Regions from separate parts of the Homo sapiens genome. Here region 1 is linked to region 2. The links are chromatin loops, found by intact Hi-C in ENCODE. Cell type or tissue: gastrocnemius medialis. All regions are shown on one strand. Links, peaks and the distances in the headings refer to the core of each region. The heading gives the core; the rest is flanking DNA.

Evidence for each region. Peaks named below come from ENCODE experiments on the same cell type or tissue, not always from the same donor. Only the 100,000 strongest peaks of a DNase experiment are listed, where the experiment ranks them.
Region 1: it touches region 2 in a loop (2.0-fold over the local background); 1 of 110 quality-filtered maps calls a loop at or near these places.

What each region holds. Positions count from the first base shown.
Region 1 is chr5:79,784,797-79,791,985 of GRCh38, reverse strand. It overlaps CMYA5 (cardiomyopathy associated 5), which reads right to left. Exons shown (of 13, transcript NM_153610.5): 10 at 2,882-3,015; 11 at 917-1,016. Among named protein-coding and RNA genes, the nearest start is that of CMYA5, 99 kb to the right of the region's middle. In gastrocnemius medialis, for the core only: no CTCF peak of the experiment used is centred there; a DNase peak (open chromatin) is centred at 4,305; H3K27ac peaks cover 5,000 bases.
Region 2 is chr5:79,825,334-79,832,522 of GRCh38, reverse strand. No RefSeq gene overlaps it. Among named protein-coding and RNA genes, the nearest start is that of LINC01455, 110 kb to the left of the region's middle. In gastrocnemius medialis, for the core only: a CTCF peak has its summit at 3,044; no DNase peak of the experiment used is centred there; H3K27ac peaks cover 1,164 bases.

The DNA.
Region 1 (7,189 bases), core at 1,214-6,213, 41 kb after region 2:
CACCATCAGCAGCCTGTGTTTCCCGTGTGTTACAGTTTTCAAGAGTTTCACATACCTTCTCCCATTTTGCCATTTTGTTCTGCAAAATAACCCCCAGAGCTTGCAGGCAAATTGCAGGGCAGTTTCCTCCACCCTATCCTCCGCCTTTGCCTCTTCTTTTCTTTGATGCTTCCTTTTGCGGGAGCTACTACGGAAGCAAGATTCTGTGGCCAGAAACTAGGAACTCAATAAACTGTCCTTCTCTTCTATGCCTTTTTTTTTTTTTTTTTTTTGAGACAGAGTCTCACTCCCAGGCTGGAGTGCAATGGCACAATCTCAGCTCACTGCAACCTCCACCTCCGAGGTTCAAGTGATTCTCCTGCCTCAGCCTCCGAGTAGCTGAGATTACAGGCGTGCACCACCACACCTGGCTAATTTTTGTATTTTTAGTAGAGATGGAGTCTCACCATGTTGGCCAGGCTGGTCTCAAACTCCTGAACTCAAATGATCTGCCTGCCTTGGCCTCCCAAAGTGCTGGGATTACAGGAGTGAGCCACTGTGCCCAGCCTCTTCTATGCCTTTTCAAGAGGGTTGATAAAATATCTGGTTTGCTATAGAAAAATAATAAAAGAATTACTGGACCCTTTTTTTCCCCCACTGAACCAGAGATCATACCTTAAAATAGCCAATGTTTTAACCAAACCATCTGTGCTTATATTTCCAATAAAAATATTGACACTTGCTCCAAGTGATGAACTATCGCTCGGTAGGGAACCACAGCCGAACAGTGTGGATGTGCACACATTGATATTTGAGACCACATCCCGACATGTTCACTGCACCATGAATATGCTCAGCGGAGGCCACCCTGAGGCGACACACCCTAAGACCCTACTGCTGGGCCATCAGCCCACTTGTGCTTTCTTCTTCTACTTACTCCGTCAGCCGTCTCCTCTCACCAAAGCTGATCACTGTCCCACTTGAGGAAATGTGTAGAGCAGGATGAGCTGTTTCTCTCAACAAGAGAAATCTGGTTCCTATTGCAGGTGAGAAAATAGTATTAAAACATTGCCACAAGGACCAGTGCTGTCCCTAGGCTAAGCCCCACATTTCAGACCCTAGACTCTTTCCCCTGACGTCAAAATCCCCCACGAAGTGTCTTCAGATCCACAGCTGAAAACTTCACTCATGATAAGGCCTTCGTGGATGCCGGTGGCTGGTTACCTCTACGTGGTGCCATAGGCACGTCCTCACGGTGTACCCTCTATTAGTGCTCATCTGCTGTGCAGTGTGCTCCTTGCACCAGCAGCATCTACATCACCTGGAAACTAGTTACAAATTCAGACTCTCGGACCCCACCGCAGCCCTCCTGACTTCAAATCTGTATTTTAACAAGATCCTCAGGAAATCTGTGTGCATATTAAAATTGGGGGATACAGGCCGGGTGAGGTGGCTCACGCCTGTAATCCCAGCACTTTGGGAGGCCAAGGTGGGCAGATCACAAGGTCAGGAGCTCGAGACCAGCCTGGCCAACATGGTGAAACCCCGTCTCTACCAAAAATACAAAAAATTAGCCAGGCATGGTGGTGCGCACCTGTAATCCCAGCTACTCAGGAGGCTGAGACAGGAGAGTAGCTTGAACCCAAGAGGCAGAGATTGCAGTGAGCCGAGATCGTGCCATTGCACTCCAGCCTGGGCAACAGAGCAAGACTCCATTCGAGAAAAAAAAAAATGGGGGATGCACCGATATAACCTAAAGGAGAGACTCTAACAATGGAAGGACAGGCACCATATTGGGACTGTGGGGAGAACACTGCTGGGAAGACAGCCCTCGCATCTTCTCTTCATAAACATCAGGCTGGCCCTGACTATCTTACAAACGAGGCAAAAGCACAAGATGTTTCTGGGTAAGCCGATCGCTTGTTGCGCCCACTCAACCTTGTGCCAGCTCTGTGTCTAGGATAAGATAATAAAATGGTCCTCTTTCCATTCCTCACTTCCTTTCACAAAAATTGCAGAGACAAACATTTTTTGTTGGCATCATCTAGGTATTTTCCCAAAAATGTCATTGAATAGTTTTATCACTTCCTTGAATTACTCTTTTGGTCATTCATTCAACAAACATTAACTATCACAAATTATGTGCCAGGCATCAAGAATAAACAGAACAAGGCTGGTAACTTGTTCACAGAGTTCAAAGAATATCCCCAACCTACCACACATACACACACCATATCCACAAATTATAACACATTGTGAGTCTGATAAAAATCATCTGGAGAGGCCAGGCATGGTGGCTCACACCTGTAATCCCAGAACTTTGGGAGGCTGAGGCGGGCAGATCACCTGAGGTCAGGACTTTGAGACCAGCCTGGCCAACATGGCAAAAACCATCTCTACTAAAACAATCCAAAAATTAGCCAGGCATGGTGGACGTGCCTGTAATTCCAGCTACTTGAGAGGCTGAGGCATGAGAATCACTTGAACCTAGGAGGCAGAGGGTGCAGTGAGCCAAGATCATGCCACTTCACTCTAGCCTAGGCGACAGAGTGAGACTCTGTCTCAAAAAAAAAAAAATCATCTAGAGAGATTTCTAAAAACATAAATGTTTGAGCCCATCTCCAGATCAATTAAATCAGGATCTTCAGGAGTGGAGGCAGGGAAACAGTATTTTTTAAGCACCCTGGCTGATTGCTAACAGGTAGCCAAGGCTGAGAACCTGTAAAGCAGAAAAACAAAAGAAATATCTTGACCTTTGACCAACCTTGGGTCCTCATGACAAAAACCTACCACTGACAGTAGGTTGGGAGTTTATAAAGTTGCCCTCTAGGACATCTTCTCTGAGGGGTGGAAGGGAAGAAATAGCTTGGAAATAGCTCACTGTGTGCAAAGGAGAAAGTACCTCTGGTGGAGATGAGAGCAGCTTCACTCTGTTCACTTGTCCCAAATGCATTGATGGCCCTCACATAGAAAAAGTAGTTATCATTGGGTTGGAGGTTAACTTTCAGCTGGAGTCCTTTGATTCCAGAGAAAGATCTAAATACAAGAGGAAAATAATAATTTTAAACATAATGCCACATGCTAAATGATTCCTATTTCAATTTGGTAGTGAATGAACATCTTTTATTAGCAACAAATAACTTATTTTCTTCCCCTTTTATGACCACTGGATTAGCAAGCCAGGTCCTACAAAATGGCCATTGTCCACTAAGATTACTTTATCAAATAATTTCTATTATGTGCCTTCCAGAATGCTCTTTGCAACAGAACCAGACACTTAAAAAAATTCAGAAAACAGACTACTCTTGTGGTTAGTGAATCTCCAAGAATATATCATTTTCTTTATCAATTTCTGGCCAGAGGGCACTTTTGGATTAAGATGATATTAAACCAATCTACGATGATTTTGTACATGATCATCATGCTAAAGCCACCAAAGTTAATAGAAACCAAAGATCTTTAAAGAAGATGAAATCTTTTAAAGCAAACTCGATCTTGGCAAGAAAAGAGAATTCTAATTGCAAAAAAAAAAAAAAAAAATTCTCAAAGTTGCTGTTCCTAAATTGCCTATTTAAATTAAAAGAAAAATGCTGATAGTGGTGTCTAATTGGCAGTGGGCTTGGCAAGTACACTGTTAACAGCCCCACCACTTAATACAAATGGACTTGCTGGATTTGAAGACGGAGCTCTCTGAATCTGCCAACAAGCTAGAATAGTTTTGTGCTTCTTTCCTATTCTCTTTAATCTGTTTGATATCATAGCCTAGAGCATGAATTAAGAAAAAAAAAAAAAAAGCAAGCAGGGCTCTTTCTTTAAACCTCCATTTGGAGAGTCCTTAGAGTTACAAGTTAGATTCCTTGCTAATGAAAGTTCCTAACCTGGGTGCTGGAGAGCCAGAGTCCTGCAAGGAGATATAATTGTCAATGAATACAATAGTACAATAGCCTTCATGTTCATTCTCAGAAGGGTAGGGTTTTTTGTTTGTCTTTGTTTTTTTTTGTTATTGATGAATATACCACAAAAGCATCAGAATCCAAGAGTGGTCACTGTTCATCCACAGATGAATTTTTTTCCAGGTTATTTCTACTTTTGCTGACTTATTTCACTTCCTAATACCTGTCTTAGAGAATAACATGGAGAACCAGAAAAACGAAAAAATGTTCTTGGCCCAGAAAACAAACAAATTTCAAACTTCTTAAAAGCAAAACATTTGTACAGAATAACCACCCCACCCTGACCCCATGTCTAAAAGGACAAAACTCATGTTGTGCTCCTCAGAAGGCAGGGGTAAGGGGACACCCTGGACCTGCTTGTGTAACTGCTGTTTAGTGCCAATGTCTGGAAAAGGTCAGTGCAAACTCCTTGAATCATATTGGTTGTTATTTTAGAACTGATCACCTGACCAGGCCCTCAGGAGAGGACTGTCCTTAGATACACTCAGACTGGATCAATGACACTGAGTCCCACGTCCACTGACAACTAATTAGGCTTCAGTTAATTAATGAAAAACCATGTCCTATGATTGAGAATGTAATTTCTGACTAATATCTAGAATATTATTCTGGGGTAGATGTATTGCTTATCTTATTGGAATTGATGACTGAAGAAATGTTTTAAATGAACATTAATTATAATTAGTAACAAAATTATTGTCTCACTAAGCATAGTCAGCCTGAACTGAATTTCAGACTTCATTTGCTCCCTAAATAAATATGTATTGATCACTTATCATGTGCCCAGGCCCTGTCTCTGCCTGTTATTCTGAGGGCTTGTTGAGGAGGCGGGGGTGGGAAGGGGAAAAGTGACAAGGATTGGTGGGGAAATTTTAGCTTTAGAGACAAAGACAACACACTGGCTTCATTTTATAACAACACAGTTGTTAAACAGCAAGGATACTGTTTTGTAGGTAAGTGTTTGCCCTTAAGATGATGAAGTCTGTCAAGGAGAAAATTCCACATATATAGTCAACTGCATGCTCTGTCTCATTGCTCATTTAAAGAATAAAGGTTTACATGGTACTGAAGTCAAAATATGGGATCCGTCCTGCTTTCAGTGCATGAAACAGGTCAGGCAGATTTGACAAATGTGCACAATGTCCTCATTGAATCTGTGAAATAAAAGCAGCAGGCACGCAAACAAAAGTAATACGAAATGTGGTGGTGTTTTATTGTATACAAGTTGCCACCTTATGCTCAAGCACCAAGAACAAAGCAAAAAAGGTTAGAACAAATGGTTCGTTTCCTTGTCTACTTATTCTGACTCCACTCAGATGTCACCAAAGTCTTCATGTCAGCTGTCCCTGCTTTTTAGCCTAACAAAAACTTCAAAAATTCTGGAATTTGAGATCTAAAGAGTAGCACTCTTCCAGAGATTATGATTTTTTTAATTTTAGAAACAAAAATTTGTCCTAATTGTAACTAAGTCCATATGACTTATAACAAGCATTGCATAGTTTGCAGTAGAATTCAAGTTCACAGAATACCCAAACTAAGGTGAGTGATCAGACAGCAAATGAGGCCACGATTGTTGGTACTTAGTTGGTGCTTAGGGATTTTATACCAGTAAATAACACGACTGATGTGACTATGATTGGAAGTCTACAGCCAATAATAAAATTTGAAAGACAATTAGAAATTTGACTCAAATGGTCTCATTTTGGGCCCTAAGTGTGGGATCCTCCCTACAAGTGCCATAGTGCAATGGAAAGAGATGGCTTTATGTGTGGAAGTCCCAGAGACGTGAGGGCAGTGAGCAGCGCAGCACCTAGAGCCTCTGAGCAGCAGCCATGAAGTCGATTGCTGGTGGATGATAAGCTCCAGTGGAGCTGAAACTTATCACAGAGCATTGTGCCCAGCAGGCTTCAGAGGCCTCTCAACCTGCTCATCTCACCCTTGGTAGCTCCACTGCTACAAAGCAGAGAGAAATGACTTAGAGGAGACTCACTGTCTCCTCAGAAGGCCTTGGGCTGCTCTGCGAATGAGAGATGGTCTCTTTCTCTGTTGTTTCAGAGGAAAATGAGTGGAAGCCCCCAGCAGCTGATGCTTGTGAGGACAGCCTCTCTAGCTTGGGCCCTTTTATTCTTGAGTTTTGGCAAGGAGCAACTGGAAAGTTTGCCATGACTAAGGTGCACAATGGGGTCAGAATCATTTTTGGTAGGAATTGAAAAGGATTTTTACGAAGTAAAAAATAATTGGGGTCATAATGGTTAAGGGGGATATTAAAAGCATTCCCATTAAGTCAGAGAGAAACATGAGGTTAAAAACACTGGGAGGGAGGAGGTAAAATTACTACCATTTGCAGATGATGGGACCATTTATCTAGAGAACCCAAGAAAATCAGTTGAAAAACTCTTACATAATAAGAGAATTCAGTAAGATGGCTAGATATAAAACTGATACAAGAAATCAAAAGCCTTTATATACAAATAACAACTAGATAGGAGATAAAATGAAAAATCTTATTTAGAATAGTGACAGACATAAAAATATATAAAGATATAAGATCTATATAAAGAACATTTTTTAAGATGCTACTGAGGGAAACAAAAAAAGACTTGAGTGAAGGGAAAGGCACATCAGTTCTTGGATAGGAAAATGCAACATCATAAAAATTTCAATTCTCCCTAAGTTAATCTATAAATTTAACATGATCTCTAAAAATAACAAATAGTCAGGAGCAGGCTGATGGAGGAGGCTACGCATCCTGATTCTAAAGATCATATCAAATACAAACTAGCAAATAGAAAAAAAAAGTCAGGAAGCGGCAACCTAATCTACCAGGAATTCTAAATTATAAAGCTACAATAATAAAACCAGTATGGTCCTGGGGCATAAATAGATGGATCAATAGACAGATTATAAAGGTCAGGAATAGACCCAAACATATAGTCTCTTGAGTGTATAATAATGGAAGTATTTCAGATCAGAAGGGAAAATGATGGGTTTTCCTGATGGGACAGCTAGATAGCCATACTAAAAAAAAAAAAAAAGTAGGATTTCCTACTTCACACAATCTACTGAGATAAATTCCAGATGATAAAATACCTAGTTTTTAAAAATGAAATTACTGGGAGCCAAGATGGCCGAATAGGAACAGCTCCGGTCTACAGCTCCCAGCGTGAGCGACGCAGAAGACGGGTGATTTCTGCATTTCCATCTGAGGTACCGGGTTCATCTCACTAGGGAGTGCCAGACAGTGGGCGCAGGCCAGT
Region 2 (7,189 bases), core at 722-5,721:
AAGACACACAATAATAAACAGAAACATGAAAGTCAGAGATTAATTTTAAAATGTCATCCAAGCTCTTCCAAGAGGATCCTACCTGCTGCCGTTGAGGCTGTGTAATCAGACCTGCAGCATGGTCTGAGGCAGAAGGATGCAAGTTAAGGAGTAGATATAAAGCACAGCACTTCTATAGAATCCCCACTTGCTTGCGGTAATGATATCTTCTCAAAGAAAAACAAAAACAAACAAACAAACCTGGATGCCTTAGTAGTGGGCCAAAGAGAGATCCTAGAGGAACAAGCATCCACACACTATATTGTTTGGCTATCAGACTGATGAAAAGTAGGTCACAGTAATGAACACCAGCCTGCACTCAGCTCGTGGCCCTCTGTGCCCAGCTGAGGCCAGGAAGTCTGTCTTCATTGCTTCCAGGGAAGCTTGCCAGGCTCCCAACACAGGATACTCAACAAATACTTGTTAGCTGATTACCTAATTTTAAAGTTTCACGCATTTACATTTTTCAAGGCAATTTGGCAAAGGAAATCAAGTAACTATTTTTGGTTTCTCTTTAGGTTACACTTTATTCTGCACAATTTTGAGCCAATACAGTAAGAATATATAATTACATATGGGATAGTTTTAGCAACTTTGCAGAAGATGAACTTCCTGCCACTGGTATTCAGGTTCTGATGCAGAAGACACAAAAAGAAGGCGTTTGAAGTGAACGGTTCACAGTTCTAGACAGTGTACCCTCAATCCATGTTTGATTTTCTCTCCACCCATTTCCATGTCTTCTCCTTTTTCCTGTGGGGAGGCGGGGCCCAGCAGGATCTAAGACAGTTTCCCCTGACTCATGGCTGCAGCAGCTCTGAAAAATTATTTTCCTTCTGCACCTCCATGAATGGAGGAGCAAGGAGAATTACCATCAGAGTCAGACCAAGGCGTGAGCCTCTGGGGACGATGTCTAGGACAAGGAGGGGGAGAGGAGCTCTTGATTTCCTGCCTCTTGACTCTTCACCCCACAAAATAAATGACCCCCCATTGACCTGGAGGCAACTCCCCAGGAGAAGCAGGAGTGCCTGGGACCTGCACGCCGTTGGAAGGCGTTGCCTGCTGCTTGGTCCTCAGCCTGTTGGTCTTTTACCCTCTCTCCAAATTTAAAAACTCTTCACTTTCACTTTATCTTGGATTTTTTTCTTTTTATTTTATAGTGTTTACAATTCTTACGATATTGTTAGCTTCACTTACTAACATGTTTTTAACTTTCGCCTCAATGGCTCTTGGTTTTTATTTTAATCATGTATAGCTTCATTTTTAGGTTTTTAATCTTTATTGGAGTCCAGCCATTTATCTTATTTTAAATCTCATCTAGTTGTATCTTGTCTTAAAAAAAAAAAAAAACTCAATGTTCTTTCATTGGGATTTTAACTCTTCTTCCAACTTCATAGATTAAAAATTTCTTAAATTTTACTTTTTGAACTTGAGGCCTTTTATTTCTGTCATTTTAAAAAACAAACTTATTTTTAGGTTTTTTTCTTCCTTTTTTATATTGAAATATTAAACAAACTTGCTTATGTTAAAGCTTATTTTTAAATGTCTTTTCTTGTTTAAAATGTTTGGCTTTCAGCCCATCTTAACTTCTTAGTTTTCTTTGATTATAGGATTTAAATCTTCCTTATTACCTTTGAGTTCTTCTTTTTTTTTTTTTTTTTTTTTACGTTCCATGATGTCTCTTTCAAATGGTGGGCAGAAGGTACAGCCTCTGCAGTGTCGATAGTGGGGAAGCCCCAACACAGAAAGCCACTTTCCCTCCAGCTGACTCTGCAGGCTCCCCCCATTCTCCTAACACAGCGACCAACCCAGTTCAGGGGACTTGACCAAGTTCCTCTCCCCGCTGGCTGGAGAGACCCTCAGGTTATTCCCCCACCCTGCCCCCAGGCAGGAAGTCTCATTGTACAGATGGAACCTCAGGAAAAATAAGCCCATGGGCCCCCTTTCTGCCTCTCCTGTGAGGATCTATGGGGCATGGGATTGTGTCTGACTCAACTTCCCCAATCTTCTCTGCTCTGCCAGGGTTGAATAAAATGACTGGGTCAACTCTCAGAGCCCTACTGGACTGATAAGATGTTGACCCTTGGAGAGTTCCCTCCAAATCTCCTTTGAGTCCCTTTGAAGGAAAGCCCCAGGGAAGGCTGTAGTCTCTCTGAGGGGAATGCCCTCAGAGAGGGCAATCTGCCTGATTTGCAGAATCTGCCCCACGATTGCAAATCAAACACTCTGCTCTCCTGCCCTATTTCAAGAAAGAGTCTCTTCCTTAGACCCCGAGACCTTAGAGACTGGCCATTCAAACTGCCCTTCTCTCCTGTCTAAATCCACTGTCCTGGCAGTGACCCTTGGGAATTCTCCTTGGGCTCTTTTACCAGTGAGCCCTACCCTAGGGCATTACCTGGCTGGGAAATCCTATAAGCCCCCTTAATTCTAGACACTGCTTAAACATAAACTGCCATAGCTTGAAGGAGCTTAGCCCATCTGTGAGCCATCTAACCCAGAACAGTCCAACCAAATTCTACTCTAAAACACTTGACCTGAAGCTCCCAAGAGGATCTCTACCCCAGTGGAGAAGCAGGTAAACAATAAGTTGTGATTTGGGCATATTAAGCTCCTGGAATTTTCTACTTAACCTGGGTAGAAGTCACCCCGCTGAGAGATGTCCTCAGGATCCATTTTGTTTTGGTACATTATTCTCTGGAGAGCCAAGAGTTGAAAAGATTTTTTTCTCTACTAAACACCCAGGTTTGCATTTGCGACGGTCCAATCTGCTTCTGCCCATGGTTCTGAGGAGCGAGCTCATGGTGCTCCTCCCCAGCAGAGTCCCCTGCCTATACCCAAGGACCGAGCAGATGGGTCGGAATGGGGACGGGTTCCGTGGAACCACTGCCATAAGCAGCTCTCAACAGAAATGAGATCTTGTCTTTCCTCCAGCACTTAGTGCTGCCTGTTCCAGAGTAGCTGCTGCTTAAGATGTGCTGCGTGGCACCATCCAACCCAGGCCTGCACCTCCCCTTGCCGCCTCTGGAGGGCTCGTTGGAGACCAAAACACAGCCCAGCAACCACATCAGTGATGCTCCTTGGCCTCCAGAGGAAGCAGGTCCTTCCAATCCTGAACAGTGGGGTAAAGAGAGAGAGAAGGGGGTGCAGGGAGGGACAAAACCAGCATGCTCCAGGCATCCAGACAAATGCTGTGCCTGCCACTGCCTGGGCAGTGCTCGCTCCGTGGTGCCTCCGTGCCATGGGTATAGACAGAGGGGAGGCTGTCTGTGGGCGCTTCTTTGCCTGCTTTGGCTGTGGGATTGTCTCTCACCTAGGCAAAACCACTCTCCACATCAGCCAGCCTAGCCTAGCAGCGCACTGTATGGTACTGTGTTGGATCTGGTGGCAAAGCTTGGTGACAACAATGAGCATGTGTGTGCTTGACCCTGTCCTCTGCGCTTGTTCATTTTCTTCCAGGACGCTCTGGACTGAACTTGAAGGAGGGAGGGTTGACAAGGAGTGACAGGATAAACATGAAGATGGACAACCTTTGAATGTGTAAAAAGACTAGCCACCTTATAACAGAGCCCTATCATATTCAGAGCTGCCGACTGTGCTGAGAGACAATTCTCAGCACAATTGCCTAAGAGGATTCTCAGGCAATACCGATGAGAAGTGAAGCTGGATAACTTCTTTGAGGGACAATATGGACATAGGAAGCCAAGAGATTTAAAAAGGCTAATATGCTGAAGTGGAGGACCTGTTATTAAGGGGAAGAAATCATATTTGGAGCAATGATTTAGACACAAGGAAATTTATCTACAATACTAAAACAAAGCAAAACAACAACTTAAATGCCAAGGAGTAGAGATGAGTTGAGTGTATTCTAGTACATCCAGATGATGAGATATTTTGTAGTTATTATACAACAAGTCTTCACTACTTATTGGCACAGGAAGATGCGCTAGTATAATAGCTATCTTTTAAGAAAAAAATTAAATTTACCATATTTCTTTATTTCCAAGATACTAACAACTCAAAGAGGCACTGGATGCTTAACAAAAGTCTTTTAAGAAGAAATAATAATAGAACATTAAACATGCATCAATTATAAAACCTGTCCTGATTTAAGAAATATGATAAAGTAAGAGATATGTGCCTTAGAATAGAAAAAATATAGTATATCTTACAATTTGTATTTTATTCTTTTACTTTTCATGTATTTCCCAAAGCTTTTAACAGTAAACATGATTGGGTTGGGGGAAATGCCTGGATTCAAGTCTGATGTTTCCTGCCTTGGGAAGGTAACCCTGAGGTTTTTATAGGCCCCTGACTCACTCTGCCCTGAGAGGCTGAAAGAGTTACTAGTTTGGTGGTGTAGGAGAGACACTGGGATTGCCCAAATCCCGCCACTCCCCTTCCTCTAGGGAGTCAACCTACCAGCCAAGAGCAAGTCTTCTGGATGGTCTTAGCTCGTGGTAGTATTAGAGGGTAGGGCCCTGCTCTGTGGGAGACGGGGAGGATTGGAGGGGCTGTTGTTTAGGGGGTTAAATTCCATTCTGGAGTTCAATATTAAAAAGCCCCCTTGCCTGGAGATACAAACCTCATTCTGCAATATCAGCTTTATTAGGGAACTGGTCATATTTACTTTGCCAAATGCCTCCTTTTTGGTCTATTTCTCATTACAAAACCCAGGCATAGAAGAAGATGCTATTTATTGAACTCCCTCAAAACTTTCAACAAATAGGTTGAATTTTATACTTAGAAAAAACAGTTGTACAAAGAAGCAATCTAGTAAAGCATAGCCAGGCCCCTTGGGGAACGATGCTTCCAGCACGGTGAGCTCTGCATGGGCTCTGGGTAGGGGAGAGGGGCTGGGACATTCAGGACCAGTCTCTTTGGAGACCAGAGAACAAGCAGTAGCCCCTAGGCAGGGCTGTCCCCTCTCTCCTCTCTGTACTCCAGCATCTCAGTTACAAGACACCGCTGCTGTTTTCTTCTCCTTGCAGCATCTCTTGGTTGCTAAGCAGATCCCTTGGGTAACTATGTGGGCATAAAACCTTTGCAGAACTGCCAGGAATCTGCTTCACCCAATTGTCAAAGTGAAAAATGAAATCATTCCTCTCACCTGTCACTACTTTGCACAAAGCTTCCATTATTGAATGGTGATGGCCCAGAATGTTATTCTCACCTACTTGTGGGAATATAAATGAGTTTTGCATATTTTACCCCTGAGAGAGTAGGAGGGGAAGAAGGGGGTGTTGGGACCTCTCAAGCTCATACTCCTGTGAGTCAATGATTGGGGAGAAGCGGGTGGAACAAACCAGCAGTGCCCTCTGTCCTTGGCAAAATGGTGCCTCACTCAGGTAAAGACAGACCTTCTTTAGCATAAGCTTTCCTTAGGCTCAGGAGTGTCTGTGAAACCCTCTGATGCCAGCCTACTGAAGCAGAATCTTTGAGGGTGAAGCCAAGGAATTCTGCATTTTAAAGAAATTTCTTGGATGAGTCTTATACACTGGATAAGTCTCAATGCAAACTATATGCATTAAAGTTTGAAAACCACTGATTTCTCTAACATAAATTTGTATATAAATAAGTGCAATAAAATATTATAGGTGTTATGATAAGTGTGCAAGAAGGAGTGAGACATCATCATAGGGATGATCAGTTTTAACCGGGAGTATGAGGAAAATCTTTTTTTTTATTAAATATACAGATGGGGTCTCCCTATGTTGACCAGGTTGGTCTTGAACTCCTGACCTCAAGTGATCCTCCCATTTTGGCCACCCAAATTGCTGGGAGCCACTGGGCCCGGCCTGCTTTGAACCTCGAGCATTGAGGTGAAGTTCTCTAAGTAGAGAAGGAAGGGGAGAAGGACATTCTAGGCAGAAGCGAACTGCTAGCAAAGACACAGAGATGAAGTGGCCTGATGAGCTAAGGTAAGAAGCAATCATTAGAGCTTGAATGTCTGTTAGGAGGGGAACTACTAGAGAGAAGGACAGAGAAGAGGACAGGGATGCTAAGGAGTTTTGAATCTATGCTGTGGTCAGTGAGTTGCTACCAATAGTTTCAGCAAGAGAGTGATATGATTAGGTTGTATTTTAGAGAGGTCACTCTGAGGCATAGTGCAGAAGATGGATTGGAAGAGGGCAAGACAGGAGGCAGGAAGACCAGCTGAAGGCTCTCATAGCAGTCCAAGCTAGGCCCAGGCTAGAGATGAGGGTGGCAGGGGTGAAGGCCCTTGTCTTCATTGGCCCTGATCCATTCTGCCTCTGGTATATAGCATTGAACTTGCATGTCACAACACTGTTCAACTAGCATATCTATTTTTTAAAAAATTAAAATGTATGGAACTTTTGATTAAGCACCAAACATGATGATCTTTCTTTCTTTTCTTTCTTGTCTTCCTTCCTTCCCTTTCTTTCTTCCTTCCTTTCCTTCCTTCTCTTTCTCTCTTTCCTTCCTTCCTTCTCTCTCTCTTCCTTCCTTCTTTCTCTCTCTCTCTCCCTCCTTTCTTCTCTTTCTTTCTTTCTCTCTCTCTTTCTTTCTTTCTTTCCTCCTTCCTTCCTTCCCTTCTTTCCTTCTTTCCTTCCCTTCTCCTTCCTTCCTTCTCCCTTCCCTTCCCTTCCCTTCCCTTCCCCTCCCCTCCTCTCCCCTCCCCTTCCCTTTCCCTCTAACCCACGCTGGAGTGCAATGATGTGATCACAGCTCACTGCAGCCTTGAACTTCTGGTCTCAAGAAATCTTCCCACCTTGGCCTCCCAAAGTGCTAGAATTACAGGTGTGAACCACCACTCAGGGCCATTATTTCTTTCAAAAGACTTTAAAACAACATTTACAACAATATCTGGCTGGGCCCGGTGGCTCACGCCTGTAATCCCAGCACTTTGGCAGGCTGAGACAGGTGGATCACTTGAGGTCAGGAGTTCGAGACCGGCCTGGCCAACATGGGGAAACCCTGTCTCCACCAAAAATGCAAAATATTAGCTGGGTGTGGTGATGCACGCCTGTAATCCCAGTTACTCCGAAGGCTGAGGCAGGAGAAGTGCTTGAACCCAGGAGGCAGAGGTTGCAGTGAGCTGAGATCGCACCACTGTACTCCAGCCTGGGCGACAGAGCGAGGCTCCATCTCAAACAAAACAAAACAAAACAAACAAACAAAAAAACCAATTTCA